Regions from separate parts of the Homo sapiens genome. Here regions 1, 2, 3, 4, 5 and 6 are each linked to region 7. Evidence: read pairs that join two places in POLR2A ChIA-PET (ENCODE). Cell type or tissue: CD4-positive, alpha-beta T cell. All regions are shown on one strand.

Evidence for each region. ChIA-PET counts read pairs that join two places held together with the same protein. Peaks named below come from ENCODE experiments on the same cell type or tissue, not always from the same donor. Only the 100,000 strongest peaks of a DNase experiment are listed, where the experiment ranks them.
Region 1: POLR2A ChIA-PET joins it to region 7 with 20 read pairs; 9 of 35 experiments call an interaction of 5 or more read pairs at or near these places.
Region 2: POLR2A ChIA-PET joins it to region 7 with 18 read pairs; 12 of 35 experiments call an interaction of 5 or more read pairs at or near these places.
Region 3: POLR2A ChIA-PET joins it to region 7 with 10 read pairs; 7 of 35 experiments call an interaction of 5 or more read pairs at or near these places.
Region 4: POLR2A ChIA-PET joins it to region 7 with 46 read pairs; 8 of 35 experiments call an interaction of 5 or more read pairs at or near these places.
Region 5: POLR2A ChIA-PET joins it to region 7 with 36 read pairs; 8 of 35 experiments call an interaction of 5 or more read pairs at or near these places.
Region 6: POLR2A ChIA-PET joins it to region 7 with 24 read pairs; 9 of 35 experiments call an interaction of 5 or more read pairs at or near these places.

Annotation. Positions count from the first base shown.
Region 1 is chr2:98,691,368-98,695,367 of GRCh38, reverse strand. All of the region lies in intron 2 of MGAT4A (alpha-1,3-mannosyl-glycoprotein 4-beta-N-acetylglucosaminyltransferase A), which reads left to right. It also overlaps the pseudogene YWHAQP5. Among named protein-coding and RNA genes, the nearest start is that of MGAT4A, 38 kb to the left of the region's middle. In CD4-positive, alpha-beta T cell, no CTCF peak of the experiment used is centred here; no DNase peak of the experiment used is centred here; H3K27ac peaks cover 994 bases.
Region 2 is chr2:98,716,638-98,720,637 of GRCh38, reverse strand. All of the region lies in intron 2 of MGAT4A (alpha-1,3-mannosyl-glycoprotein 4-beta-N-acetylglucosaminyltransferase A), which reads left to right. Among named protein-coding and RNA genes, the nearest start is that of MGAT4A, 12 kb to the left of the region's middle. In CD4-positive, alpha-beta T cell, no CTCF peak of the experiment used is centred here; no DNase peak of the experiment used is centred here; H3K27ac peaks cover 1,503 bases.
Region 3 is chr2:98,828,920-98,832,919 of GRCh38, reverse strand. CRACDL (CRACD like) reads left to right here. Exons shown (of 10, transcript NM_207362.3): 4 at 1-58; 5 at 408-572. Among named protein-coding and RNA genes, the nearest start is that of LINC02611, 59 kb to the right of the region's middle. In CD4-positive, alpha-beta T cell, no CTCF peak of the experiment used is centred here; no DNase peak of the experiment used is centred here; H3K27ac peaks cover 258 bases.
Region 4 is chr2:98,820,227-98,824,226 of GRCh38, reverse strand. It overlaps CRACDL (CRACD like), which reads left to right. Exons shown (of 10, transcript NM_207362.3): 7 at 690-2,370. Among named protein-coding and RNA genes, the nearest start is that of LINC02611, 50 kb to the right of the region's middle. In CD4-positive, alpha-beta T cell, CTCF peaks have their summits at 983 and 1,193; DNase peaks (open chromatin) are centred at 966 and 1,596; H3K4me3 peaks cover 506 bases.
Region 5 is chr2:98,647,588-98,651,587 of GRCh38, reverse strand. All of the region lies in intron 8 of MGAT4A (alpha-1,3-mannosyl-glycoprotein 4-beta-N-acetylglucosaminyltransferase A), which reads left to right. Among named protein-coding and RNA genes, the nearest start is that of UNC50, 41 kb to the right of the region's middle. In CD4-positive, alpha-beta T cell, a CTCF peak has its summit at 1,997; a DNase peak (open chromatin) is centred at 1,947.
Region 6 is chr2:98,653,683-98,657,682 of GRCh38, reverse strand. MGAT4A (alpha-1,3-mannosyl-glycoprotein 4-beta-N-acetylglucosaminyltransferase A) reads left to right here. Exons shown (of 16, transcript NM_012214.3): 7 at 1,218-1,331; 8 at 2,163-2,238. Among named protein-coding and RNA genes, the nearest start is that of UNC50, 47 kb to the right of the region's middle. In CD4-positive, alpha-beta T cell, no CTCF peak of the experiment used is centred here; DNase peaks (open chromatin) are centred at 732 and 2,392; H3K27ac peaks cover 3,638 bases.
Region 7 is chr2:98,769,359-98,773,358 of GRCh38, reverse strand. It overlaps LINC02611 (long intergenic non-protein coding RNA 2611), which reads left to right and starts at 1,461. Exons shown (of 4, transcript NR_126337.1): 1 at 1,461-1,740. RefSeq lists enhancers at 2,119-2,619, 2,620-3,120. In CD4-positive, alpha-beta T cell, no CTCF peak of the experiment used is centred here; DNase peaks (open chromatin) are centred at 1,508, 2,288, 2,918 and 3,358; H3K4me3 peaks cover 3,419 bases; H3K27ac peaks cover 3,935 bases.

The sequences.
Region 1 (4,000 bases), 78 kb after region 7:
TCTGCAGTGGCTTCATCAAAGGCTGTTTTAGGGCTGGGTGCGGTGGCTCAGGCCTGTAATCCCAGCACTTTGGGAGGCAAAGGCGGGTGGATCACTTGAGGCCAGGATTTAGAGACCAGGCAGGCCAGCATGGTGAAACCTCGTCTCTACTAAAAATACAAAAAATTAGCCTGGCATGATGGTGAGCACATGTAGTCCAGCTACGCGGGAGGCTGAGGCACAAGAATCACTTGAACCCAGGAGGCGGAGGTTGCAGTGAGCTGAGATTGCACTACAGCACTCCAGCCTAGGAGACAGAGCAAGACTCTGTCTCAAAAAAAAAAAAAAAAAAAAAAGCCATTTTAGCCAGTGGGCAGGTGAGCTCAGGGTTGTTAAGGATCTCACAGTAAAATATAGAAAAGTTAAGAGCCAGCCCCAGGCAGATCGGAAGGGGGGGGTTGCATCTCTCTCTTGCTTATCAAATTGTCAAATGTGTCTTGGTAAGCTCCTGGGAATTATCTACCATCTGTGTTTTTTGTTTGTTTGTTTTGTTTTGTTTTTATTTTGAGATGGAGTCTCGCTCTGTCACCCAGGCTGGAGTACAGTGGTGCTATCTCAGCTCACTCAACCTCCGCCTTCTGGGTTCAAGTGATTCTCCTACCTTAGCCTCCTGAGTAGCTGGGATTACAGGTATGCACCACCACACCCAGCTAATTTTTGTATTTTTGGTAGATGTGGGGTTTTGCCATGTTGGCCAGGCTGGCCTCGAACTCCTGACCTCAGGTGATTCACCCACCTCGGCCTCCCAAAGTGCTAGGATTATAGGCATGAGCCACTGTACCTGACCTACCTTCTGTTTTTGATCATTACCACATGCAACTTCAGCAAGATACTGGAAGTAATCCCCCTTTACTTTCAGATAGAAGACGGTTCTCTCTGGATTAGTTGCATTGGCTATTGAATATAATACTTATCCCAAAATTCCAAGACCATGGTGTATCCAAAAATTCCAAGACCATGGGACAGGTGGATCTCAGCTCAGACTCCACTTTCTCCCTATGGTACTTAATCAGTAGCAGCTTCATGTCGGAGGTGTCAGTTTCCTGCTCAGTGCCCAAAATGTCCTTCCAGGTGGACCTGTAGTCCCTGACCCCATACTTGTAGGCCACTGAGAGCAGATTGCGCTCCTTGCTGGACAGCTGGGTGCCCCACTTGGTCATGGCCTTCGTGTAGGTGGCCATGTTGTCACAGTGCTTAGCCTGCTGGGCCAGCTCTGCCTTCACCATGGTGGGTGGGTGGCTGGGGCTGGGGCTGGGGCCAGGCTGGAGCTGGGGCTAGGGTGGAGGATGAATCGAGAGAACAAGAGCTCTAGACCATTTACATTTAATGTGATTATTGTTACGTTAGGCTTAATCAAGTCTACCATTTTATTTTTCTTTGTAGTTTGTTCCTTCAGTGTTTTAATTTTTTTTCCTGACTTCTTGTGTGTTCCTGAAACAGTTTTCAAAATTCCATTTTGATGCATCTGTAGTGTTTTTGAGTGTATTCCTTTGTATAGATATTTGAGTGGTTGCTCTAGGTATTTCAGTGTACATATATAACTTACCGTGGTCTACAGGGGTTGACGTTTTATCAGTTTGAGTGAAGTATGAAACTATTTCCTTTAAAGTCCTTTGCCCTCCCCAGTTGATCTTTTTTTTTTTTTTTTTGAGAGAAGCTCTCACTCTGTCACAGCTCACTACAGCCTTAACCTCTAAGGCTCAAGCAATTTTCCCACCTGAGCCCCCGCAAGTATGTGGGACCACAGATGCGTGCAACCACACCCAGCTAATTCTTTAATTTGTCTATAGAAATGGGGTCTCGCTTTGTTGCCTAGCCTGTTTATAATTGTTTTAAATATTTCTTTTACATTGAGAACCACATCAGACAATGTTACCTTTTTGCCTCAACCATCAAACATAATTTAGAAAACTCGAGAAAAGGAATGTCTCCTTGCATTTTTTTCTCTTTTTCAGTTTTTCCCTTTTGATGTTGCAAGATTCCTTCCTTTATCATTTCCTTTCTTTTTTAAGAACTTCCTTTAGCCATTCTTTTCAGATAGGTTTGCTGATGGCAAATTCCATCAGTTTTCTTTTTTATAAGAATATCTTGATTTTCCCTTTATTCCTTACAGATAGTTTTGCCAGAGATGGTATTTGAGATTGACAGTTCTTTTTCTTTTCTTTTAGTGCTTAAAAAATGTGCCATTTCCTTCTGATCTCCATGGTTTCTGATGAGAAATTTGCTGTAATTCAAAATCTTTTCCCCAGTAGGTCATGTGTGTTTTCCCTCTGGTTGATTTCAAGATTTCTTCTTTGTCTCTAGTTTTCTAACGTTCAATTGTGGTGTTTCTTTTCATGGGTTTCTTCAGGTTTATCCTGTTTGGGTTTTGCTCAGCTTCTTGAATCTTTATGTAGGTTTATGTGTTTTACCAAATTTGGGAAATTCTAGCTATTATTTCTCCAAGTACAGTCATGTGTCACTAAATGATGGGGATGTGTTCTGAGAAATGCATCGTTAGGTGGTTTTGTTGTGTGAACATCATAGGGTATACTTACACAAACCTAGATGGTACAGCCCACTACACACCTACGTACTGCTCCTAGGCTACAAACCTATATAGCATGTTACTGTACTGAATTCCATAGGCAATTATAACACAATGGTAAGTATTTGTGTATCTAAATATATTTAAACATAGAAAAGATAAAGTAAAAATACCGTATAAAAGGCGAAACAGTATACCTGTAGAGAGCACTTACCATGAATGGAGCTTGCAGGAGTAGAAGTTGCTCTGGATGAGTCAGTGAGTGAGTGGGGAGTGAATGTGAAGGTCTAAGACATTACTGTACACCACTGTAGACTGCCATAGCCTTCACAAATACTGAACTAAGGATATACTCAGTTTATAAAAATATTATTCTTTCTTCAAAAATAAATTAACCTGGCTAGGGGTAGTGGCTCACATATGGAATCCTAGCACTTTGGGAGGCTGAGGCGGGAGGATCACTTGAGCCCAGGAGTTCAAGACCAGCCTGGGCAATATAGTGAGACCCTGTCTCTACAAAAAAAGAAAAAAACCACAAAAATTAGCTGAGTGTAGTGGCATGTACCTGTACTTCAGCTACTCTGGAGGCTGAGGTGAGATGATCACTTGAGCCAAGAAGGTTGAGGCTGTGGTGAGCCTTGATCAGGCCACTGCACTCTAGCCTGGGTGACAAAACGAGACCCTGTCTCAAAAAATGTTAATAATTAATCTTAGCTTATTGTAACTTTTTAACTTAAAAAAATTTCAACTGACTCCTTTGTAATAACACTAAGTTTAAAACACAAACACATTGTATAACCACATAAAATATTTTGTTTTTTATATTCATATTCTATAAGCTTTTTCTATTTAAAATTTATTATTTTTTTACTTTTTAAACATTGTTGTTAAAAAGGAAGAGACATACACATTAGCCTAGGCCTGCAGAGGGTCAGGATCATCAGTTTCCTAGTCTTCCACCTCCGCATCTTGTCCCACTGGAAGGCCTTCAGGGGCGGTAACACACATGAAGCTGTCATCTCCCATGAGAACAGTGCCTCCTTCTAGGATACCTTCTGAAGGACCTGAGGCTGTTTTCCAGGTAACTTTTTTTCCTATGAGCAGAAGGAGTATACTCTAAAAGAACAATAAAAAGCATAGTATAGTAAATACATAAACCAGTAACAGTTGATTGTCATTATCAAGTGTGTACTGTACATAATTGTATGTGCTAGACTGTTACATGACTGGCAGTGCAGTAGGTTTATTTACACCAACATCACCACATCCATGTGAGTCATGCATTGTGTTATGCTGTTACAATGGCTACAGTGTCACTAGGCGATAGGAATTTTTCAGCTCTATTATAATCTTTTTTTTTTTTGAGACAGAGCTTGCTCTGATGCCCAGGCTGGAGTGCAGTGGTGTGAGCATGGCTCACTTTACCATCAGCCT
Region 2 (4,000 bases), 53 kb after region 7:
ACACACACACACACTCAAACACATGTGCACGCACACACAAGATTTATTATAGGAACTGGCACATGTGATTATGGAGGCTGAGAGGTCCTAGAATCTGCCGCCTGCAAGCTGGAGAACCAGGAAAGCTGGTGGTGTAATTCAGTCTCAGTCCAAAGGCCTGAGGATAAGGGAGCCAATGGTGAAAGTCCCAGTTCAAGTTCAAAGGCCCGAGGACCAGCTGGGCTGATGTCTGAGGGTGGGATATCCTAGCTCAGACCAGAAACAAAGTTGCCCTTCCTCCACCTTTTTGATCTACTCAGGCTCTTAGTAGATTGGACGATACCCACCCACATTGGTGAGGGTCATGTTCTTTCCTCAGTCTACAGATTCAAATACTAATCTCATCTAGAAATACCTTCACAGACATATCCAGAAATAATGTTTTATCAGCTGTCTGGGCATTCCTTAGCCCCGTGAGATTGACACATAAAATTAACCATCACAAGGTCCTCTAGTGAATTTTTACTTCTATTGTACTTTTCAACTCCAGAATTTCCATTTCGTTCTTTCTTAAAATTTCTCTCTTCTTATTAATAGTTTATATTTGATGCCACTTTGTCATACCTTCTTTTACTTCTTCAATTAAATTTTCTTTTAGTTCTGTGAGTTTATTTATAATGGCTGATTTGAAATCCTTTTAAAAATAAATCCTGGCTGGGCATGGTGGCTCATGCCTGTAATCCCAGCACTTTGGGAGGCTGAGGCAGGTGGATCGCCTGAGGTCAGGAGTTCGAGACCAGCCTAGCCAATATGGCAAAATCCCATCTCTACTAAAAATAAAAAATTAGCTGGGCGTGGTGGTGGGCACCTGTAATCCCAGCTACTGGGGAGGCTGAGGCAAGGAGAATTGCTTGAACCCAGGAGGCGGAGGTTGCAGTGAGCCGAGATCGCCCCCACTGTACTCCAGTCTGGGTGACAGAGCTAGACTCCATCTTAAAAAATAAAAATAAATAAATAAATCCAACATCTAGTTCATCTAGTTGTACTCACAGGCAGTTTCTGTTACCTGCTTGGTTTTTTTTCCCCGTTTGGTGTATTGGTTGTATTTTTCTGTTTCTTTGCACATCTCATAATTTTTTTATTGGAAACTGGACATTTTAGAGAAATGTATTTTAGCAACCTGGGGTACTAAGGTCCCCTTCACCTGTTGTTATTTGCTGGTTTATTTGTTTAGTGGCTGGCCGCAGCTTCAGCTCTTGGTTTGCCCACACTCACCCTGGGATACCCCTTTACTCTTTCTAAGACTCCTACACTAATTACCAGCTGATTGTTTTATTGTTTACACCAATGCCCTGGGGCATAAATTCTGCTACAAACTAAATGGTGGTTCCTTTTTTTTCTTTTCCACCTATAATGTATTCTATGATAAAATTGTGATTCCTTTGAAGAAATAGTTTCTAAGGTCAGTGTCCGATATTTTTCTGACCCCAGGAGGACTCCTTTCCACCTCTTTTGCAGGTTCTCTCCTGCAAGCTAGCTCCCACACTCTAGGCCGTATCTTCACTAGATCCACAATTCTCCCCATTCTCTCACCACAAGCCCAAAATTCTCCAGGCGCTGTTGCAAATGAAGCCCCTTCTTTGGGAAGAGATCAGGAACTGTTTTATGGTACCAGGCAGGATTTCTGAGTCTTGAGGTGGGACTGAGGATAATGACAGGTTTTTCTCTGAGTGGCAGCCCCACTCTAGGGGCTGAGCACTAAGTGGAGGGGCCAAGAGGTTGAGGTTCTTGTGGCTGTGCTATTCCAGGGGTGGAACCACTGCCTTACAAGCCCAGGAAGGGCTGTCAGGGCCCTAATATTCTCAGCACACTGCATGCACCCAATGTAGAGCCTGCATTCCATCAGCAGGGGTTGGGTAGAGTAAGAGAGCCCCCACATCTCAATTGCACTTGCCTGGGACTTAACCTTAGCTACAGGCATTTGGGGGCAGCAGGAGAAAAGTTGAAGTCCTGCTTCTCCCAGGATGAAATCCTGCAGCTTGGAGCTGGAGAGCAAAGGGAGCCCTGTGTTCTTGGCTGCTGTAGTCTGGAGTGAGGTCTCTACCTCACTGGTTGGGGAGAAAAGAGGGGGGAATGATCTTGGTTCAAATACTGTGCTCTCAGCTTTCTCACTGAATTTTTATAGATTTTCTCATATAGGCATTTATTCATGTGCTATTTGTCCTTGAGACAGTTTTCAGGTCCTGTTAAGAGGTTTTTAAAACAATAATTTTCACTAGTTTCACTTCACAGGGGATCAGCAGAGCTTATGCTGTTGCGTTGGAAGTGGAGCTCCAAAAATATTTTGAAAATGCTTTATTCATTACCAGATTTCATCAAATTTAATACACCATTAGATGCACCATGATTGTAAAGTACTGCTAAGCAGGAAAAGCAGCTGCTGATTAAACTGACATGCCATCACGTGTAAGAGTCACCTTGATTTCAGATGTTGAAATATGGGAGAAAATGTGTACCTTTGAATCAGTAGACTACAGTATATTCTGAGAAAACACTTACTGCAAGAAAAGATCAGATTCATATCCTGTTAGCTATAACAGAAACACCAGACGAAGCATTTTATTGGAAACTATGATTCTTATTTGTAAATAAACAGTGAATAAAAGTTTTTAGATTTGTTTTTCTTTACAGAATAAGCAAAGCTGCTTTCAAATACGATATAAGGAAAATTAATACTAAGTCTAGGACTTGGAATACGCCGTCATCATTCTGGCTTACCAAAATTGTCGACCTGTGTTTTTTGAGTGCCTTCGGCATGCCAGGCACTGTTTGTGGTCTGGGATGCATTAGCATTAGAACATGTTAGAGGAATATCCTTGCCGTAGTGTAGGAGAGGAGGGAGGAGAGAGCTGCAGAACAGTAAAACAGTAAATTAAACAGTAAGTTGAACAGCAGTAAATGTTTTTAAAAACTTTATTATGAAATACTTTTAGAGTTACAATAAATGTACAAAAATAGTACACAGATTTCCCTTATACCTATCCTCCCCCAATATTAACAACTTATATATAATCAGAGTAGTATAATTTTCGAAACCAAAAGATTAATTTTGATTTAAAATTATTAACTAATCTACAAACCTTATTTGAATTTCACCAGAGTTCCCACTAATGTCCTTCTGTGCCAGAGTCCAATCTAGGATCCCATGGTGCGTTTAGTTGTCATGTCCTCCTACTTTCTTCCAGTATGCAAAATTTCCTCCATCTTTTTTTTTTTTTTTGAGATGGAGTCTCGCTATGTTGCCCAGGCTGCAGTGCAGTGGCACGATCTCGGTTCACTGTAACCTCCACCTCCCACGTTCAAGCGATTCTCCTATCTCGGCCTCCCTGGTAGCTGAGATTACAGGTGCCCTCTACTATGCCTGGCTAATTTTGTATTTTTAGTAGAGATGGGGTTTCACCATGTTGGCCAGGCTGTTCTCAAACTCCTGACCTCAGGTGATCTGCCCGCCTCGGCTTCCCAAAGTGCTGGGATTACAGGTGTGAGCCACCATGCCTGGCCCTTTCTTTGTCTTTTATGTCCTCGACATTTTTGTGGAATGCCCCTTAATTTGAATTTGCCTGATGATTTATCTGGTTAGATTGAGGCACCGTCGGCCCTCTGTATACACAGATTCAGCCAACCACAGATGGAAAATGTGGTTAGGTCCACAGTGTTTGTGTCTGTACTGAACATATACAAACTGGTTTTTTTTGGTCATTATTCCCTAAAAAACACAGTATAACAACTATTTATCTAGCATTTACATTGTATTAGATATTTTAAGTAATCTAGAGATGATTTAAAGTATACAAGAGGCTGTGTGTAGGTCATATGTAAATACTGTGTCATATATCAGAGACTTGAGCATCTGCAGATTTTGGTATCCTCAAAGATACTGGAACCTATCCCCCATGGATAGCAAGGGACAACTCTAATGCATTTTTGGCAAGAATACCACAGAAATGATGTTGATGTTATG
Region 3 (4,000 bases), 60 kb before region 7:
TCGGCCTGTGCGGGTGTTTTCCCAAGAAAATGTGTGTGATCGGATTAAAGCTCTGCAGGTAAATGTTTCCTTGGTCATGTCGCCTGGTGTGCAAGTCAAATATCCATCAAGAAGTTTTTAAATGATTTCTGCTTGGTTTATTTGATATGCTGTAAAGTAGAATCACATGTACATGACAGCTCCCCCAGGACACACCAAATGAGCTGCAGTGGGATCTCGACTCATTCTTAGATGAACAAAGAAGAGATGGCAGTGGAAGAGCTGGTGGCAGATGCACGTTCAGTTCAGTTCTCTGCACCACACCAAGATACTGAAGGCATTTCCAGCATGAATGAATTAGAGCAGGAGGATTTGTTGATAAATATCATTGATGAAAATAAGAGCACATGTTCTTTATTCCAATCTAGTTAAAAATACAGTGTAATGTGAAAATGGGGCCACCACCTCCTCCAGGGGGGCTTCCTGCCAAGCGGGGAGAGGATGCCGGCATGAGCTCTGAGGACGACGGGCTGCCCAGGAGCCCCCCAGAGATGTCTCTGCTGCACGACGTGGGTCCTGGTACCACCATAAAGGCAAGTGCGGCCTGTACCACTGCATGTCTTCATCCACACCTGCCCTGGAGGGTGCTGGAGCTCTGAGATCCCCTGTGTGTGCCCCTAAGATCTCCAGGCTGTGCATGGTGTGGCCAACTGGGTCACTGGAGCCTACAATCAGCCCTTGAGCTGTGTTTATTTTCATTCTTTGAGTAGAAATTCAGGTCTGGTTAGGAGACGTGGTTTTGGTGACTTTTTTTAATGAGGGTGATAGGTTGATAGAATCAACCCAGAATCAACCCTGTCCCTTGACTTTCCTGTCTGAGCAGATGACCAGACCCAGAACCCCATTAGAAGTAGGGAAACACGTTGTATCTGTTTTCCGTTGCCATGACATTTGGCCGGTGGGAGGGGGAAGTAGTGAGCATGTGATAGTTGAGGCTCTGATGGTCTCCGGTGCCTGAGTTTGTGACCTTGAGGTGGTGTTGGCCTAGGGGTAGTAATGTGCTGTATTGCTGGCAAACAGGGCAGCAGGGAAAGGTTGACAAGCAAGAGAGGAACTGATGACCTCAGCAGGGTGGAGGAACCAGTCCCAAACACCACCTTCTCCATTAGAATCCAAGAGGGGGGCCCCGAGGAACTCGGAAAAGAGCACGAGCTCTTTCTCGTGCATAAACAACATAGCTCGCGATGCTGCCACATTTTAAATTCTTTATGTTATTGTGGTAAGAACACTTAATGCCCATACACTGTACTTGCACATAAATGTTAAAAATAGGTGGTCATCCTTCCCATGTAGACAAGCCTGACTGTGGAGGATGGATAGAGTTGGAGTTATCTGTTATGCTGACATTTGAAAAACAAATAAAGGCCAGAGTTTATTTTTTATAGCCACACACCTTCCCCTGTCACCTCTGGCCTGCTCGAGGGGCCATTCACAGTGAAGGGGGAGCTTCGTTGCGACTCACTGCCTTGCAGATTCTGTGCTTCTCTGAATTGTGTTCAGAAGCCACTTCAGTGTGGACACCTATACACCCTGCCACACCAAATTTTTGTGTGTAGTTGTGAGTTCCCCGAACGTCACTGATGAAAAAGGCAAAAGGACTGTGGTGTGGCTGAGTGTGTGGGGTGGGGACTGACATGAAGCCGGCTAGAGAATTATTCTCTCCAGAATTCTGCTCTGGGGCGAAGCTGTCCCTGCTCATTCCAGGAGCAGGGTCTGAGGACAGTGGGCTACCCAGGCCTGCTCTCCAGCCTCGAGCAGAAGGGAGAAAGGATGAGGAGGATGGGGTGGCCTATTTCATAGACTTCACCGAGCCAACCCTGTACCCCTTTTAACACCTCCAAATACTCCTGTGTGCAGTTTCAGCGTCCCCCTCTCAGGAGCAGATGTGACTTAGTGTATTTCTGAGCTATGCAGTAGGAAGAGGTCTGTCATGAGCTGCCTCTTTCCTCATCATAGATGGACTCCCCCTCCTCCCATCCCACAGGTCTCTGACTCTCACAGCATCCCAGTTCTCTGCCTTTAGCCAGGACGGGCAGTAAGAGGAGAGGTAGTTTCTAACCCATCCATTGAAGAGCAAGCCTATCTCCAAACCCATGTGACACTATGAGGCACAAATTCCACAGCTGGCTCGGCTGGGCCAGCCTGACTTTATCTCTCACAGCACAACCACCTCCTGTGGTTGGTCCTTTATTTAAAAAAAAAAAGTTCTGAGATTTTATCAATTATTGGGTAATATGGACAATCTACCAGCTTCATAGGAAACCAAAATTTGGGCTTTTAAGACTTAAAAACAGAAAGGTAATCTTTAGTGTCTTCATCGTTTTGAAGACACAATGATTGCATTTTGAGGCCTGAAAGTTTTTATGCATAATTGGTTGATTAAGAGGGAAAAACAACACACCCTTTAAAATGGGCTTGTAGAATATGTGGTATTTGATGTAATAGTGCCTTAAGCCCCAAAAGTATGGGCTGCAGACTGTTTATACCTTACACTGACCCACAGGCTTACACACAGGCCCACATAGACAGAAAACTTTAAGATTATTGTGGAAAAAAGAGTCTTTAGTACCAAGTATTTGATGTTATAACCAAGGTGACATTTCCTGATAGAATAAGTTTTTCAGGAAATATATGGAATAATTTTTCAAATTTTATCACCAAGTGTGATAACAACTGATGAAAGTTTACCTGGTGGTTTTTAAGATAAAATGATGTCTAACTGGTCATATTCTAGTTGTCCTGCTATGAAGCAGGACATGCCAGGTAGAGTGTGATAAACTGGCAAGGCCAATGAGTCATTTTGCTCCTTGGTGATGCGGGAAGGGAAGATGGGGAGGGAACACAGATCTGGTGGCAAATGAACAAATACATGCCCCACAGCTCCGGAGGGAGGCCTCAGGCAGGCTTATCACCTCTTAGAATCTGTGTCCTGAGAGGGTTTTGGCTCAGAGGGTTTTGGGGGGATGAGATGAGATTGGGTAGATCAGCACCTCTCCTTCCCAGCAGGACCAGCGGCTTCTTTTCACCCCTCGAACAGCCAGGCCCCCCTGCTTCCTGTCCAGTGGTCCTTCCTGCATGCACTGCCCCCAGCCCACTCCTCAGCGGCTGAGCCCCTCTTTTTGAGGACACACATCCTAAAGCACCTGTCACTCAGGGCCGCCCATGAAAAGCTTCTGACCCCAGCTGTTTCCTTTGGGTCCTTTGAGCTGCCTTCCCTGCAACAGAGAGACACATGCTAGACTTTTAAATCCTCTGCTTTCAGAATCATCCAGAATCACAGATTTTAGGAAAAATTGGGTGACTGGAAGCAAGCCATGCAGAGCTGAATGTTCTGGATGCTGCCAGCCCTCCCATGAAGCCAGCTTCCCAGCCCTCACCTCCTCCCCATGGGCCCCAAACCACCTCACGTAGTTACATCACTGATCAACAACAGACACAATTCTCCTTGGTCATGAAGATGAGGGTCTTTCTGGACCCCAAGATCTCTCAGAGCAACAGTGGAAACAGAAGTGAGAGTTCTGAGGCCAGAGGAGTTGAGTTCCCTAGTTAGGGAGAGCTTGTACCTGGGGCACAGGTCAGGGAAGTTAAGCTCCATGCCAAGGTCCCCTAACCAGGGGCCACAGTGGGCCTGAGCCCAAGACATCTGCCCAAGCAGGACAGACGCAGGGCGGCCCACAGGGAGGAGGTCCTGCTGTGCATCCTTCAGAGCCTTCAGGGTATTGGGCTTTATTCTATAAAGAGGAGTGGTCAGGGGTATTATTGTCACAGGCACCGTGATCATTCTTACTGCACTTGCAAAGCAGCTGATCTTGTCTATTCTCATGAGTCCTAGGCAGTGAGATTTTCTTTTTAACCAAATGTTTATACATTGTTCCTCTAGACAAGGGTAAATATTACAGATTCTGTATGCTTATTTTTAAATGTACACATCCTGTTTGTGACCTTTAAGGAAGACTCTCTG
Region 4 (4,000 bases), 51 kb before region 7:
TGGTTTGACCTGAGTAGGGAGTGGAAGAAACGGCTTAAGACCAGAGAATCTAGGACTTTAAATTTAGCTGAAAATTTTGGTTTTATCCTATAAGCCATGGTTAGCTATTGGCATGATATGAGCCATCTTTTAGGAAAACCAGTCTGGCTTTACTATGAGGGTACATTCCTGAAGTGTTGACATGGGAGACTGGCTGGGAGGAACACAGAGCCATAGAGTCCCAGCTGTTCAGCTCGGCCACCTGCTTGCCCAGGCTTGAACAAGGTATTGGCCTCTCTGAGTTCCTGGCTCTCAAGTGCAAAAAGGGACTCATCATCCCTTCCTCACTGGGATGAATGGAAGATTAAATGAAATAACAAGTGTGGGAGCACAGAGCATAGCAGACACTGGCTGCTGTTGGTCGCCTTCCCTTGGCGTTACTCTAGTCCACTGGTTTTGAGGCTCTGCCAGAGGAGCTGTAGACATTTACTTTGGAGGCATATCTGCCATTGTCCTGATAAACTTGTGAGCCCAAGTAGACCAGTAGGATACAGACTGAGAAAAGACACCCGTGGGTACATGCCTACTTAAGTGCCAGCTTTATAGTGCTGCTATCACTAAACCATTATAAGCCTTGAAAAAAGTGGGGAGGTGACAGGCTTCCTGGAATTGGCTATAGCGACGATGCTTTTTATCTTTATTTCTCTCAGCGCGCTCAGTCTGAATCCCTGAGCGACCTGACGTGCACCCCAGAGGAGGAGGAAAACGAGGAGAAGCCACTTTTGGAAGTCAGCCCAGAAGAGCGCCCCAGCTCTGGGCAGCAGGACGTGGCGCCAGACAGAGGCCCTGAGCCTGGGCCACCGGCGCCCTTGCCGCCACCCGGAGGGGCCCGTGCCAGACGCGCCCGCCTGCAGCACTCCTCCGCGCTCACGGCCAGCGTGGAGGAGGGGGGCGTCCCCGGGGAGGACCCCTCAAGCCGCCCGGCCACCCCGGAGCTCGCCGAGCCCGAGTCGGCCCCCACTCTCCGCGTGGAGCCCCCGTCCCCGCCGGAGGGCCCCCCGAATCCCGGTCCCGACGGCGGAAAGCAGGATGGGGAGGCGCCCCCCGCAGGCCCGTGTGCCCCGGCCACGGACAAGGCGGAGGAGGTGGTCTGTGCTCCCGAAGACGTCGCGAGCCCGTTTCCCACCGCCATCCCTGAGGGGGACACGACTCCCCCCGAGACTGACCCCGCCGCCACCTCAGAGGCGCCCTCTGCTCGCGACGGGCCAGAACGCAGTGTCCCGAAGGAAGCGGAGCCGACGCCGCCCGTGCTCCCGGATGAGGAGAAGGGGCCCCCAGGGCCGGCGCCTGAGCCCGAGAGAGAAGCGGAGACGGAGCCCGAGAGAGGAGCGGGGACCGAGCCCGAGAGAATTGGGACCGAGCCCTCCACGGCGCCCGCCCCGAGCCCGCCGGCGCCCAAGAGCTGCCTGAAACACCGGCCCGCGGCCGCCAGCGAGGGCCCCGCCGCGTCCCCGCCGCTTGCCGCTGCGGAGTCTCCCCCGGTGGAGCCCGGCCCCGGTTCCCTCGACGCAGAGGCCGCCGCCCCGGAGCGCCCCAAGGCCGAGCGAGCCGAGGCGCCACCGGCGGGCGCCGAGAGGGCGGCGCCAGAGCGGAAGGCGGAGAGGGGCGGTGCCGAGCTGCGAGGCGCGAAGAAGTTCTCGGTGTCCTCGTGCCGAGCGCGGCCTCGTCCGGGCGTCTCCCGCCCGCTGGAACGGGCCAGCGGCCGCCTGCCCCTCGCGAGGAGCGGCCCGGTCTGGAGGAGCGAGGCGGCTCTTGACGACCTCCAGGGTCTCCCCGAGCCCCAGCACGCGAAACCTGGCCCTCGGAAGCTGGCGGAGCGCGGCCCTCAGGACTCGGGGGACAGGGCGGCCAGCCCGGCCGGGCCGCGCAAGAGCCCTCAGGAGGCGGCCGCCGCGCCCGGCACGAGAGAGCCCTGCCCAGCCGCCCAGGAGCCGGCCCCGAGTGAGGACAGAAACCCCTTCCCCGTCAAGCTCCGGTCCACCTCCCTCTCGCTCAAATACAGGGATGGCGCCTCTCAGGAGGTGAAGGGTGTGAAGAGGTACAGTGCCGAGGTCCGGTTAGAAAGGTCGCTGACCGTGCTCCCGAAGGAGGAGAAGTGTCCCCTCGGGACGGCCCCCGCCCTTCGAGGCACCAGGGCCCCCAGCGACCAAGGAAAGGGGAAGGCCCGGCCCCCCGAGCCGCTCAGCTCCAAGCCGCCCCTGCCCCGGAAGCCGCTTCTGCAGAGCTTCACGCTCCCGCACCAGCCCGCGCCCCCCGACGCCGGCCCGGGAGAGCGGGAACCCAGGAAGGAGCCCAGGACGGCGGAGAAAAGGCCGCTGCGCAGGGGAGCTGGTAAGAGCCCGCCGAGGGTGCGGGAAGGGCAGGGCCTGGGGAGATCCACATCCACGGGCACATCTTGCTGGACACTCGCCAAATGCTCCTGGTACAAACTTTGTTGCAGGGGAATTGGAAGGAGTCAGAATTCCCACTAACATCATGTCTGATCTAGAGCAAGCTTGTCCAACTCGCGGCCTGGGCCCGGGGCGGCTTTGAATGTGGCCCAACATGAATTCGTAAACTTTCTTAAAACATTGAGACTTTTTGCGAATTTTTTTTTAAGCTCATCAGCTGTCCTTAGTTTAGTGTATTTTATGTGTGGCCCAAGGCAATTCTTCCAGTGTGGCCCAGGGAAGCCAAAAGATTGGACACCCCTAATCTAGAGTAAGGAATAGGCCGACCTCGGTAGCTCATGCCTGTAATCCCAGCACTTTGGGAGGCCAAGGCCTGCTGATAAGCCCAGGAGTTCAACACCAACCTGGGCAACATAGTGAGACGTCGTTCTACAAACAATTTTAAAACTGGCCAGGCGTGGTAATGAGGGCCTGTAGTCCCAGCTACTTGCGAGGCTGAAATAGGATTGCTTGAGCCCAGGAGTTCAAGGCTGCAGTGAACTATGATGGTGCCATGCACTCCAGCCTGGGTGACAGAGTGAGACCCTGTCTGTTTTAAAAAGAGAGAGATAAAATAAGGAATAAAGAGTAGAAAAGGGAAAATAAATACCAGGATTTTGCATAAGTACAGAGAAGTCAGTGTGTAAACATGAGATAAAGAGAAACGTAAAAACTGATTTTGATAGGACTCTCAGCGAATCCCTCAAATTCTTCTCCCACTTTTGACCTAAGAAACTCAGCAAAGTCCAAATCCCAGGACATGTGTACTCATTTTGATGCAGGTTCTTTCAGGGCCTAAGCTATTTCTTGGCTATAAATGAAACATACTCCTCTATTAGGGTCCTTCTGACCTTTTCCTCCAAGAAAGAATTTCCTCCTGCTTCATAATCAGGTTCACGTGGCTCAGCTGCAACATGGAAAGTATTCCATATATTGGAATCACAAGTCTGTATAAAACGTAAGTCTCTCAAGAGGGTCAGCATTTACTTGCTGTCCTGAAAGGGAGATTGGGTTAACATTGAGGCAGAACGTAAGAATATTTGAAAGCAGCTGTCTTTTGAAATGAGCAGAGACAAAGTAGATGACCTTTCTCTGTCTTTGACATTTGTCACTTCTTATAGTGTTTCAGATGAAATGAGAAATCTGTTGAAAATGTGTATTTGCAGCAGAGCTAAAGAATCTTTCATTGCTGGGTTTTTTGTTGTTTTTGTTGTTGTTTGTTTTTGAGACTCCGTCTCACTCTGTTGCCCAGGCTGGAATGCAGTGGTACGATCTTGGCTCACTGCAACCTCCACCTGCCGGGTTCAAGTGATTCTCCTGCCTCAGCCTCCCAAGTAGCTGGGATTACAGGCACACACGATACTACACCCGGCTAATTTTTTTATATTTTTGGTAGAGACGAGGTTTCACCATGTTGGCCAGGCTGGTCTCGAGCTCCTGACCTCAAGTGATCTGCCCGCCTCAGCCTCCCAAAGTGCTGGGATTACAGACATGAGCCACCATGCCTGACCTGCTGGTTTTTTAAATTAATG
Region 5 (4,000 bases), 120 kb after region 7:
GATTCCCTTTCTATTTCCTTTTGTGTATATTCAATAGATACTCATTTTGTAGTTACCATTGCAATTACATATCTTAAAGTTATAACAGTCTATTTATTACTTCAATGACAAATAAAATCTCTACTCTTTTACATCTCTGTCTCCCCTGCACTCTATTTTACCAATGACACCAGTGACCGCTTTTTATATTGCATATACATTAACTCAGATTTATAATTATTGTTTGTGCTTTTAGTCTTTAAGAAGTGATTTTAATGTGATCAAAAGATTTGAAAGGGGTACCAGATTTTAAAGTGATTCATGCACCTGCATTACCTTACTACGTCTATATTTATCTGTATATTTACCTTTACCAGGGAGTTTTATATTTTTATATGGTGCTTTATTACTGCTTATTGACCTTTCACTTCAACTTGAAAATGTTCCTTCAGCAGTAGGGCAGGTCTAGTGGTGATGAACTCACTCAGCTTTTGTTTATCTGGGAAAGTCTTAATTTCTTTCTTTCTTTCTTTCTTTTTTTTTTGAGATGGAGTCTTGCTCTGTTCCCCAGGCTGGAGTGCAGTGGCACAATCCCAGCTCACTGCAACCTCCACCTTGCTGCGCCCAGCCTGAACATTCTTTTTTTCTTTTCCTTTTTTTTGAGATGGAGTCTTGCTCTGTCGCCCAGGCTGAAGTGCAGTGGCGCGATCTCGGCTCACTGTAAGCTCCACCTTCCGGGTTCACGCCATTCTGCCTCAGCTTCCCGAGTAGCTAGGGTTACAGGTGCCCACCACCACACCCAGCTAATTTTTGTATTTTTAGTAGAGATGGGGTTTCACCGCGTTGTTCAGGCTGGTCGCGAACTCCTGACCTCAGGTGATCCACCTGCCTCGGTCTCCCAAAGTGCTGGGATTACAGGTGTGAGCCACCGCGCCTGGCCTTCTTTACTTTTGAATTACAATTTTGTCAGATATAATATTCTTGGCTGGCCAGTTTTTGTTTAGTATGTTTTAGCACTTTGAACATATCATTCCACCCTCTTCTAGCCTATAATAAAGTTTCTTCTGGGAAATCTGCTGATAATCTAATAGACGTTATCTTGTATTTGTTGGGTCACTTTCCTCTTATGGCTTTCAGGATTCTTTGTGACTTTTGACAACTTCATTATGATTCTTCTTGGTGTAGATCAATTTATTGTAGTTGGGGTTCTTTGAACTTTTTGAATTTGTATGTCCATTTCTATCCTCATATTTGGGAAGTTCAAATAGGCTCTCTTCTCCTTGTAGAACTCTCATAATGTGTATGTTGTTTCACTTTGTGCTGTCCATAGGTCCCTTAGGGTATCGCTATTTTTCTGTTATTCTTTTTTCTTTTTGCTCCTGTGCCTCAGTAATTTCAAAAGTCCTATCTTTAAGTTCACTGATTCTTCTGCCTGCTCAGGTCTGCTGTTTAGTCCTTCTAGTGAAATTTTCAATTCAGGTTTTGTATTCTTCAGTTTTAGAATTTCTGTTTGGCTCTTTATAGTTTCTATCTCTATTGATATTCTCATTTTGTTCATGCATCATATTCCAAATTTCATTTAGTTGTCTGTCTCTGCTCTCTTTTAATTTACTGAGCAATCTTATGACAGTTATTTTGAATTACTGGGCAGTTCATATGTCTTCATTTCTTTGGGGTTGGTTTCTGGAGTTTTAACTTGTTCCTTTGGATATACCATATTTTTGTTTATTTGTATATCTTGTTTTTTGTTGTTGGGATCTTGGCATTTGAAAAATCAGCCACCTCTCCCAGTCTTTGCAGTTTGGTTTTGTAGTGGAAGGATTTTCTTCAGTCAGCCTAGTTAAAGACTCTGGAGCCCTTTGAGCCTTTTCTGGGGCCATGTCCTCTCTGCTTGTGGGTGTAATCTCCTAATTGAAGTTGACTGGTTTCTAGTCAGGAGCTCTGCAGCACTGTGGCCTTGTTGGTATTGTAGTAAGCTGCAGTACTGGAGCTCCACCTAGTTTCTGTCTCTGGTACTGCAGCCTCTGGTGCCAACTGATGGCCTTTGTTCTTAGCTCCCAACCTGGTGCCCTGTTCCTGACACTATGATTTAGATGAGACAGAAATCATTCCCTCTGGCTGCACTCGAAAAAGTCAAAAACACTGGGTATACACCAACTTCTTTCTCTCCTTAGGGAGAAGTCGGGAATTGAGTGTTTCCTCACTGTGGTCTGTGCCCAAGAGAGGGCCTCTGGCTGTGGAATGCTCAGATTTTAAATCTGTGTCTCGTGTGGGGAATGTGTCTTGTGTGTCTGGGTTTCCTGTTTCTGTCTCGCTGATGTCACTCTCACACAGCCCTCTTTTACAGTAGAGGATCATGCTGTATGTACTGTCTGATAACCTTTTTTGCTGTCACTTAACATACTGTTGATAGGTACCTTGCTATGCCAGTAAATACAGATTGGTGTGATTTTTAATCCCTTCTTGAAGTCCTGTTATTCAGATATCATAATCAACCTTCTTGTTGGTCATTTAGATTGTTTCTAATTGTTCAGTTCTTTCGAAGTCAAATTCAATGAACATTCTTTTGTTTTTCAGAGACAGAGTCTGACTGTCACACAGGCTGGAGCGCAGTGGCACAGTCATAGCTCATGGCAGCCTCAAACACCTGGGCTCAAGTGATCCTCCTGTTTTAGCCTCCCAGGAAGCTGGGACTAAGGCATGCACCACCATACTGGGTTAATTTTTGTATTTCTTTTTGGTAGAGATGGGAGTATTGCTAAGTTGCCCAGGCTGGTCTTGAACTCCCGGCCTCAAATGATCCTGCTGCCTCTGCCTTTCAAAGAGCAGGTGTTACAGGTTTGAGCCACTGGTCCACTGGTGTCAGTGAGCTTTTTTTTTTTTTTTGGAGACAGGGTCTTCCTCTCTTGCCAAGGCTGGAGTGCAGTGGTGCAAACACAGTTCACAGCTCGCTGCATCCTTGACCTGGGTCATATGATCCTCCCACCTCAGCCTCCTGTGCGGCTGGGGCCACAGACATGCACCACCATGCCTGGCTAATTTTTTTTTTTTTTACTTTTTGTAAAAACAGGGTCTCACTTTGTTGCCCAGGCTGTTTTTGTTTGTTTGTTCGAGACATAGTCTCCCTCTAGCCCAGGCTGGACTGCAATGGTGTGATCTCAGCTCACTGCACCCTCTGCCTCCCGGGTTCAAGTGATTCTCCTGCCTCAGCCTCCCAAGTAGGTGGGATTACAGGCACTTGGCACCAGGCCTGGCTAATTTTTTGTATTTTTAGTGGAGACAGGGTTTCACCATGTTGGCCAGGCTGGTTTCAAACTCCTGACCTCAAGTGATCCACCTGTCTCAGCCTCACAAAGTGCTGGGATTACAGGTGTGAGCCACCACACCCAGCCTGAACATTCTTAAAATAATCACATTTGCCCAAAAATTATGCCTCAGGAAAGAGGGAGTTGCTTTATATTCAAGTCTTCACATACGCTTATTATGTGGAATTCTCTCAGTGAGTTCATTGTCATCTACAGAGTATTAGTGGGAAAAACATATTAGCCTAAAAAGTTCTCAGTTAATGGTAGTTTTAAATGTTCATACAGGTTAGATTTTACCTGTGACATTTTGTTGAAGACTAAGATGAGAGGTGATGTGGCAAAGGAATTTATTCCAGACGTCATAATTATCCCCTTGGGATATGACTCCAGGTTTGCATGGTTTGGGAATGTATCACATCCATGACTCTTAAAGAATGCTTTCCAAAAGGCAGTAGAGTCAGGGGTTACTTTGTGATTGTCATAGACATACCCCTCAGGGGAAAGGGAGATGCTGTGGCTTGGAATGGAGTTTCCACTGACAGCATCATACGGTTTCATAAAGTGCTTTATTGCAAAAAACTCTGAGTTGAACACGGTGCCTTCTGGAAAACTGATAGATGATGCAGGCACTTCACAGGTGGTGCTTGAGTAAGTCTTACGGTAGCGCATAAGAAAGCGCGTTATGGGCCGGGCGCAGTGGCTCACGCCTGTAATCC
Region 6 (4,000 bases), 120 kb after region 7:
TTAGTCTTGCTATGAATTTCTTCATTAAATTGTATCTGTTTTTTGTCCCTAAAAGATATACCTTCTACTTAAAAAGAAAAGACAAAAAAGAAGCAACAATTATTTGCTAACCCTACATTTAAAATAATGTGGCTCCTTGTCTATCAAAATGTTAAAATTGAATATTTAAAAACATTATAGTTCAGGATTAAATTGTTATTTGTTTGGTTTTCCTGAAGTGCTGAGTTTCTTGGAAGTCCTTATAGAAACAAAATTTGGCATAGACTTCTTAAGGAACAGGGCAGTAATGATTGGTCCCCTTTCCCACTGACCTCAGGGGCAAGTCTGTGGGCTTATGCAAGGATTCTGGTGATTTACATCTTCCTTAGTGTGTAGAAAACCAAGCTCAGACAAAAAGTACAGTTAAACATTAAGAACATTTGTGCAAAGGCAGGCAGTTGCACTAGCATTTTGTGGAGATTTGCAAAAATGAATCAAGGGAGAATGCAAATGCAAAAGAAATTGCAATTCAGTCAGTACAGACTAATTAAAAACTTTAGAAAGGGTTCTTAACCTCAGCCCAATGGACATTTTGGGCCAGATAATTTTTTGTTGTGGGGGCTGCCGTATGCATTGTAGAATGTGGGGCAGGATCCCTAATGTCTACCCACTAGGCGTCAGTAGTACTGATCACAGTTGTGGCAACCAGAACGTCTTCAGACATTGCTAAATGTCTTCCAGAGGGACAGAATCACCCCCAGTTGAGAAACACTGGTTGAGAATGACATGTGGTCTATAACCCACAAGCAAAGCTTCTTGAAGATGTAAGAGCTTTGGTTTTTGCAAAATATACGTATTTAAAGACACATACATACTTATTTGTTTTTCTTCAATTTTCTATTTTCTGTGAGACCTTGATTTTTTTTTTTTAATTCAGATACATTTTAGGAACGTTAATGCCTGCAGTTGGCTTAGGATTTCTATGCTACTTTAATAAGAGCAGTATTTTATAGTTTTTAAAGCATTACTTTAAAAAAAAACTTTTGCTATTGGAAAAAACTGTATTTTCTGTAAATGAAATCAGTGATGAGCTGCTCCTTTTAACACCTTGCGGCCATAACATTATACGTTGCTACAAATGATTACTGATGTGTTTTATGTTAAACACAGTGTATTGAGCTTTAAGATAAATAAAATCCCACAGAACTTAAGTAACTCAGCTAACTTTCTCATAATAGATTTTCTAAAGAAATCAGTTCTGGCTTGGTGGAAGTCATATCACCCCCTGAAAGCTATTATCCTGACTTGACAAACCTAAAGGAGACATTTGGAGACTCCAAAGAAAGAGTAAGGTGAGCATGTGCCGTTTAAAATCCTCCACACTTGTGAGTGTAAATATTTAATACATGTAGTTTTTATTTATCGAAGCTGAAAACATTTTAGAGTTGAATTTGGTAAAATATTCTAGGTAAGTCTCATTAAGTCCAGGACCGCTTGGAAATAATGTAGAGTTTTCTTAGAATATGTAAAAACTTAATATTAGCTTTTATTTTACTGTGTTTTCTTAAACTAGCTTTTAGATCCACTTCTCTTATGTGTTTCTGTAGGCTACCAGGAATTCACTGACAGGGTTTAATACTGTAAATTTAAATATGAATTTTTTAAAGCATTCAGTACCTATTTGTGAACTTTGATCTGCGTGCAAACAGTCCTAGGCACCAGAATAGGGACCCTAAAATTGTAATTTTTGAAGCACTCATTTGATGAAACATTAAGATATTACTGAAAAAAGGGTCTGTGGTCAAGGAAGTTTGGAAAAATATGTATTAAGAATTTTTTTCCCAATAAATGTCTTTACCGTTGGATATTTTTGTGCCTCTTATGAATTAATATGTTTCTAGAAGGGGAACATGTATACATACTTACTTGATATTAGACTCATTTTTTTCCTCAGGACAGCTTGAGAATTAGTGTTCTTGGGAATACATTTTGATAAAGTCTTCATTAGAGGAAAGTGAATTTTCTTTGACTCTTCGTCCTAAGTGAGTGTGTGTGTATGTGTGTGTGTGTACACATATACATAGATGACATGTTATGTAGACATTTGACATTTATACATTTAATCTTATTTTACTAAATTTGAGTCTGATTCCTAACTTACTTTTTGAAAATGTTTATTTCAGATGGAGAACAAAGCAAAACCTAGATTACTGTTTTCTAATGATGTATGCTCAAGAAAAGGGCATATATTACATTCAGGTAAGTGTAGTTTTTCCTTTGTTTTTCATGCTTGTAAAGAAAAAGTGTTATCAAGGGTATGTTTTCATTAAAACAGGAAGTTTTGAAAGTGCAAACCCTCTGAGATCTGACAAATCATAACTATCTCAGAGCAGAGGGGTCTCCATGGTAACTGAGCATGTGGGCTCTGATGTTTCTCCACTGAGTAGGGAAGCCAGCCCTCCACTTAGCGGGGGACCTGCAACTCACTTATCTTTTTCCTCTTTTTCTCCCATTCCCCCATCTTCTCTTCCCTCTTCCCTCTCTCCACTGTCAAGAAGAACTAAGATGTCATTATTTGGCAGATTTTAAAGAGGAATTTTCTTACAATTTTTCTTTAGTGGTCTTACAATGAACTAATTTTTTTTTGTAGGCCACAATACTGTTACCACTATTTTGAAGATAATAAAATTGACATTTAATTCTAACAGTCCAATTATTTTTAGCAGCACAACAGTCCAATTTTTACCAAGAACACAATATGTCATGGGATTACAGACACGAGCTGCTGCACCTGACATGTAGCATGTTTTAAAATTAGGAAGTATGAGGCCTCCAACTGTGTTCCCTTTTTTTTAAGACTATTTTGGCTGTTTAGGGTCACTTCAGACTCCATGTAAATTTGAGGAGGATTTTTTTCTATTTCTGTAAAAAATGCCTTGGGAATTTTGGTAGGGATTGTATTGAATCTGTAGATCGCTTTAGGTAGTGTGGACATTTTAATATTATTAAGTCTTCCAATACATGAGCACAAGATGTCTTTCCATTTATTTGTATCTTCTTTGATTTCTTTTAGAAATGTTTTGTAGAAAAATTTTCCACCTCCCCAGTTAGGTTTATTCCTAAGTATTTTATCTTTTTTGATACTACAGTAAATGGCATTGTTTTCTTGATTTTTTTTTTGGATTGGTCATTGTTAGTATACAAAAATACAACTATTTTTGTGTGTTGATTTTGTATCCTGAAACTTTGCTGAAATCATTTATTGCTTGTAGTTTTTGGTGGATTCTTTAGGTTTTTCTACATATAAGATTATTTCATCTGCAAATAATGATAATTTTACTTCTTCTTTTCCGGTTTGGGTACCTTTTACTTTTTTTACTTGTTTAATTGCTCTAGTTAGGATTTCCAGCACTATGTTGACTAGTAGTGGTGAAAGTGGGACTCCTTGCCCTGCTTCTAATCTTAGAGGGAAAGCTTTCATTTGTTTGCTGCCAAGTGTGATATTACCGATGGGCTTTTCATATATTACCTTTATTTTGTTGAATAAGTTTTTTTCTATTTCTAGTTCGTCACATTTTTTTTAATCAAGAAAGTGTCTTGAATGTTGTCAAATGCTTTTCCATACCAATTGAGATGATCATGTGTTTTTTTCCTCCATTTTGTTAATGTAGTATATGTTACACTGATTGATTTTTGTGTGTTGAACGATCCCTGTATTGCAGGTATAAATCCCACTTGGTTATGGTGTATATAATTCTTTTAATGTGCATTTTAATTCCATTTGCTAGTGTTCTGTTGAGGATTTTTGCATCAGGGATATTGGTCTGTAGTTTTCTTGTGTCTTTGTCTGGCTTTGGTGTCAGAGAAATGCAGGCCTCCTAGAATGTGTTTGAAAAGTGTTCCCTCTGTTTCAGTTCTTTGGAAGATAGCTGTTTGAGGAAGATTGATGTTAATTCTTTAAGTGTTCAGCAGAATTTTCCAGTGAAGTTCTCTGGTCCTGGGTTTTTCTTTGCTGAGAGGT
Region 7 (4,000 bases):
AGCCACCACAAATGTATCCAGGTCTGTGCACCTCTGCTCTCACCAGCCTGGCCCCAGCCTGGCCCCAGCCCAGCCTCCCTGAGCCACTGCAGCAGTCTCCCAGAGGCTCAAAAGTGGTGCTTAAGACTTGCATTTGAGAAAGATGGGTTTTGGATAAATGTGGAGGATGGACTGGGGGCCAGTGAGAAGGGGACAAGGGATAGTTTCAGCAACCCGTTCCTTCATGTGTTCACTGAAGTCATGATGCACCGTGAGGGCCTGCTGTGGGCCAAAGCCTGGGAGGGGACTGGGGATAGAGAATGGAGTGTCACCCACAGAGAGAAGAGGTTCATTGGGCGGGGAGACGGCTGAAGTTGCCAAGAGAGAGCTCAAAGGGAGGCAGGGCTGAGGCCAGAAACCCTAAGGGATGGATCAAGGAGAGGAATTGAGGAAGGACAGAGAGCAGGAGCATATGGACAGAGGAGAGGCAGAAGCCGGGCTCTGCAGGGCTGTGGAAGCTGGAGGAGTAGGTTGTCCCAGAGTCCCGTACCCCTGGGGATCCAGGAAGGTAAGAGGGAAGTCAGCAACAAGGAGGTGGGAGAGGTTCCTCGGCATGTGGGGCGGAAGCCAGACTGTGGTGATTGAGAAATGTGTAGGGGTGGAAAAGTGGCTGCAAGGCACGACCACAGGCGGGAGAGCCGACTGTGAAATCTGCAGGAATTTTCTGAGCCAGGCGCCAAACACAGCCAGTGTTAAAAATTAAATGATGAAAACTTACAGTTAAATAGGTTACATAGAGACAAAGCAATAAATACTGAAAACTCATCTCTTCCTAGTTTGTTACCTTCTACCAATAGCTATTCCCCTGAGATAATGTCCATCCATTGTGTCCCTGTGGTGAGAATGCTATATGTGAGTGATTACTCACGTCTATGCATCTCTTCCAACTCTGCGTGTCGTGTTATCTCACTGGTGGCTTGAAATTGGCTGTGATGGGAGTATTTACACCACAGAAACCAGCAAATTCCTCAAATCAGACCTTTTTATTCCCAGAGAGTCAGTTGTGAAACGTTTACCAGCACCACTGGAGGAGTGAGATCAGAGCACTTTCAGTAAGAGAGCAGTGGCACGTTAGCAAATGGAAGGGAGAAAAAGACAGCAGCAAACGTGGACAGGTTTGCGGGCTTTGTGGCAGGGAAGTGAGCGCGTTGCCTCTGATGACTTTCATTTCTCTCAGTTACACTGAGGTGAGGCCAACTGCTCTGTGTGTGGAAGCCAGAGAAGAAAGCAGCACAGAACAGATGCAAACCAAGGAGGCTGGAAGATAAGAGCAGAGCCATCAGGACACGAGCCCCTCGCGGGTATGAAACAGGAGTCGTGGGAGCAAATTAGTAGGTGCACTGCATGGAGGGACGGAAGGGGCAGGGAGGAGCATCTGAATGTAAGATTTCAGAGAAGCTCATTTTGTCAGCATTTCAGAGCTTCCTGTGTGCAGCATGGATCTAAAGCTGGTGGATGCAGGGGGGTGAACAAGACAACATCTTCACTTCCTGCATGCTGATGGCAGAAGTGAGACATCAGCGAAGAAACATCACGATCACCAAATTACGATGAACACCATGGAGGAAACAAAGGACACTGTGACACCAAGGAAGGAAGGGAGGTTACTTTTCATAGTGGCTGTAAATAGAACTGAAGGCTGAAAAACAGCTGTTAAAATGGCTTGTTTGTTTGAAGATGAATGAGAGTACACAATAAAAGGTAATTCTCCCTCCCATCCCCAATGCCAGCTTCCCTGTTTCTCTCCCCAGAAGCAGCCATGGTTCATCACATCCATTTCCAGAGGTATCCTAGGAGCAAGCTGTATGAGGAACCGGGGAAAGAGGAGCATGTGCAAAGGCCCTGGGGTGGAAAGGGCCTGCTGTGCTCTGAGCTGCAGCAGAGCTTCTCAAGCCTTAATTTGCATTTGAATCACCCAGGGATCTTGCTGAAATCCTGATTCCTGATTCAGTAGGTCTGGAGAGGGCTTGAGATTTCTAACAAGCTCCAGGTAATGCTGAGGTGCCTGATCCAGATCTCACTTAGAGTATTAAATAAAGTCCTAGGGGATCGTTAGAGATCAATCCAGCCAGAAATGTCATAGGAGAGGGAAGAACAGGTCAAGACAGGGCTGCACAGACAGGTGGGGCGGCTCAGTCGGGGTCTCTGTGCAGTAAGAAGCGTGGGTGTTATTCTAAGTGCGACAGGAACTCACTGAAAAGCTTTGTGCAGACTGGGGTTGGGAGTGGCGTTACATGATCTACTTATTCTTTCTAAATCACTCTATCTGCTGGTTGGGCAGGCAAAGTGACAGTGGGAGATCCACTGGGAGGCTACTGCACAAATCTCAGCCAGAGGTGACAGTGACAGGACCCATGTGATGACCGGGAAGATGGACGGAAGTGGGCAGACCCCAGGGGTATTTTTTTTTTTTTTTTTTTGAGACGGAGTCTTGCTCTGTCACCCAGGCTGGAGTGCGGTGGCGCGATCCTGGCTCACTGCAAGCTCCGCCTCCCAGGTTCACATCATTCTCCTGCCTCAGCCTCCTGAGTAGCTGGGACTACAGGCGCCCACCACCACGCCCGGCTAATTTCGTGTGTGTGTGTGTGTGTGTGTGTGTGTGTGTGTGTGTGTGTGTGTTTGGTAGAGATGGGGTTTCACCGTGTTAGCCAGGATGGTCTCGATCTCCTGACCTCATGATCCGCCCACCTCGGCCTCCCAGAGTGCTGGGATGACAGGCGTGAGCCACCGCGCCCGGCCCCTAGGGGTATTTTTAAGGTGGAACCGAAAGAACTCATGGATGGGTTGGATATGGGGAGTGAGGGAAAAGGAAGCATCAAGGACGCCTCTTGGGGTTGTGTCTTGAGCAAGCGAGCAGCCTGGGCCAGCATTTACTGAGGCGGAGGGAGGAGCAGGGAGATTGAGAAGCCTGCACGTCACCAAGCAGAGATGTCAAGAAGACCTCGGGGCGGGGGTGGGGGGGGGGGGCGGGGGGCAGGGGCGTGGGCATGTGTGAGGCTGGGGCTCCGAGGAAGGTCTTGGCGTGGAATATAAGTTGGGAGTTGTCAGTAGAGGCATTTTCCAAGGCTATGAGAATGTGCTGTAGAGAAGAGCAGGAGCTCTAGGATGAACCCTGATGGGCATGATCCCTAGGGATTGGGTAGAAGAACAAGCGACCAGAGGGGCGCGGAGGGAGGCTGCAGGCGGCTTTGCCAGCAGGATTTGAAATGAGGAGATTTTATCAGGGCTAACTCAAAGGGTTTGCATTTCACCTTTTGCCCCCTCTTGCATAAATGGCGTCATTTGAAAAGAGAAGAGACGGGAAGGAGGGGGAGTCAGGAACGCGGGCGAAGCGCATCTGCCTGGTTCTGGTGAGACCAGCCCGGCAACTGTCAAGTCATCCCTGCTTAATAACACCTGCTGGAAGGACAAAGGAAAGAGCTGCTGGCACCGAGTCACATGTCCACACAAACCACAGAGCGGGCCGTAGATGCCAAGCCCTTCCCCTTCCCACCCTGTACCTGTTCTTCATGTTAATCTATTACTCTAATAATTTATTCATTGTGTAGCAAATGATCATTTTCCTATCATTTGTTTATTACTATTTTTACTTTCATTATCACGTTAGATTTTCACACATGGGAGCATATGGGGGACATATTTGTTTATTAGTTTATAACCTAAAATGAATATTTTATACAGGAACATTTTAAACAGAGGCAGAAAAACCCTTAACCCAATTTTATCTTATGCTAAAATTTCATTATCACCAATTCTCAGGCCTCCAAGCACTGTGCAAACAATCCTCGAGGAATGGGTGTTATCAATTATTAATAACTATTAAATTAGCATGGAGTTTGATTTTCCCCTAAGTATGTTTCATAACTGCAGAGCAGAGAAAGAGCCTCTGCTCCCTTCCGGGTCTCCTGTTCAAATAAACCTGAACCTGGCCCAGGCACCCAGGCATCTTGGAGTGGCCAGC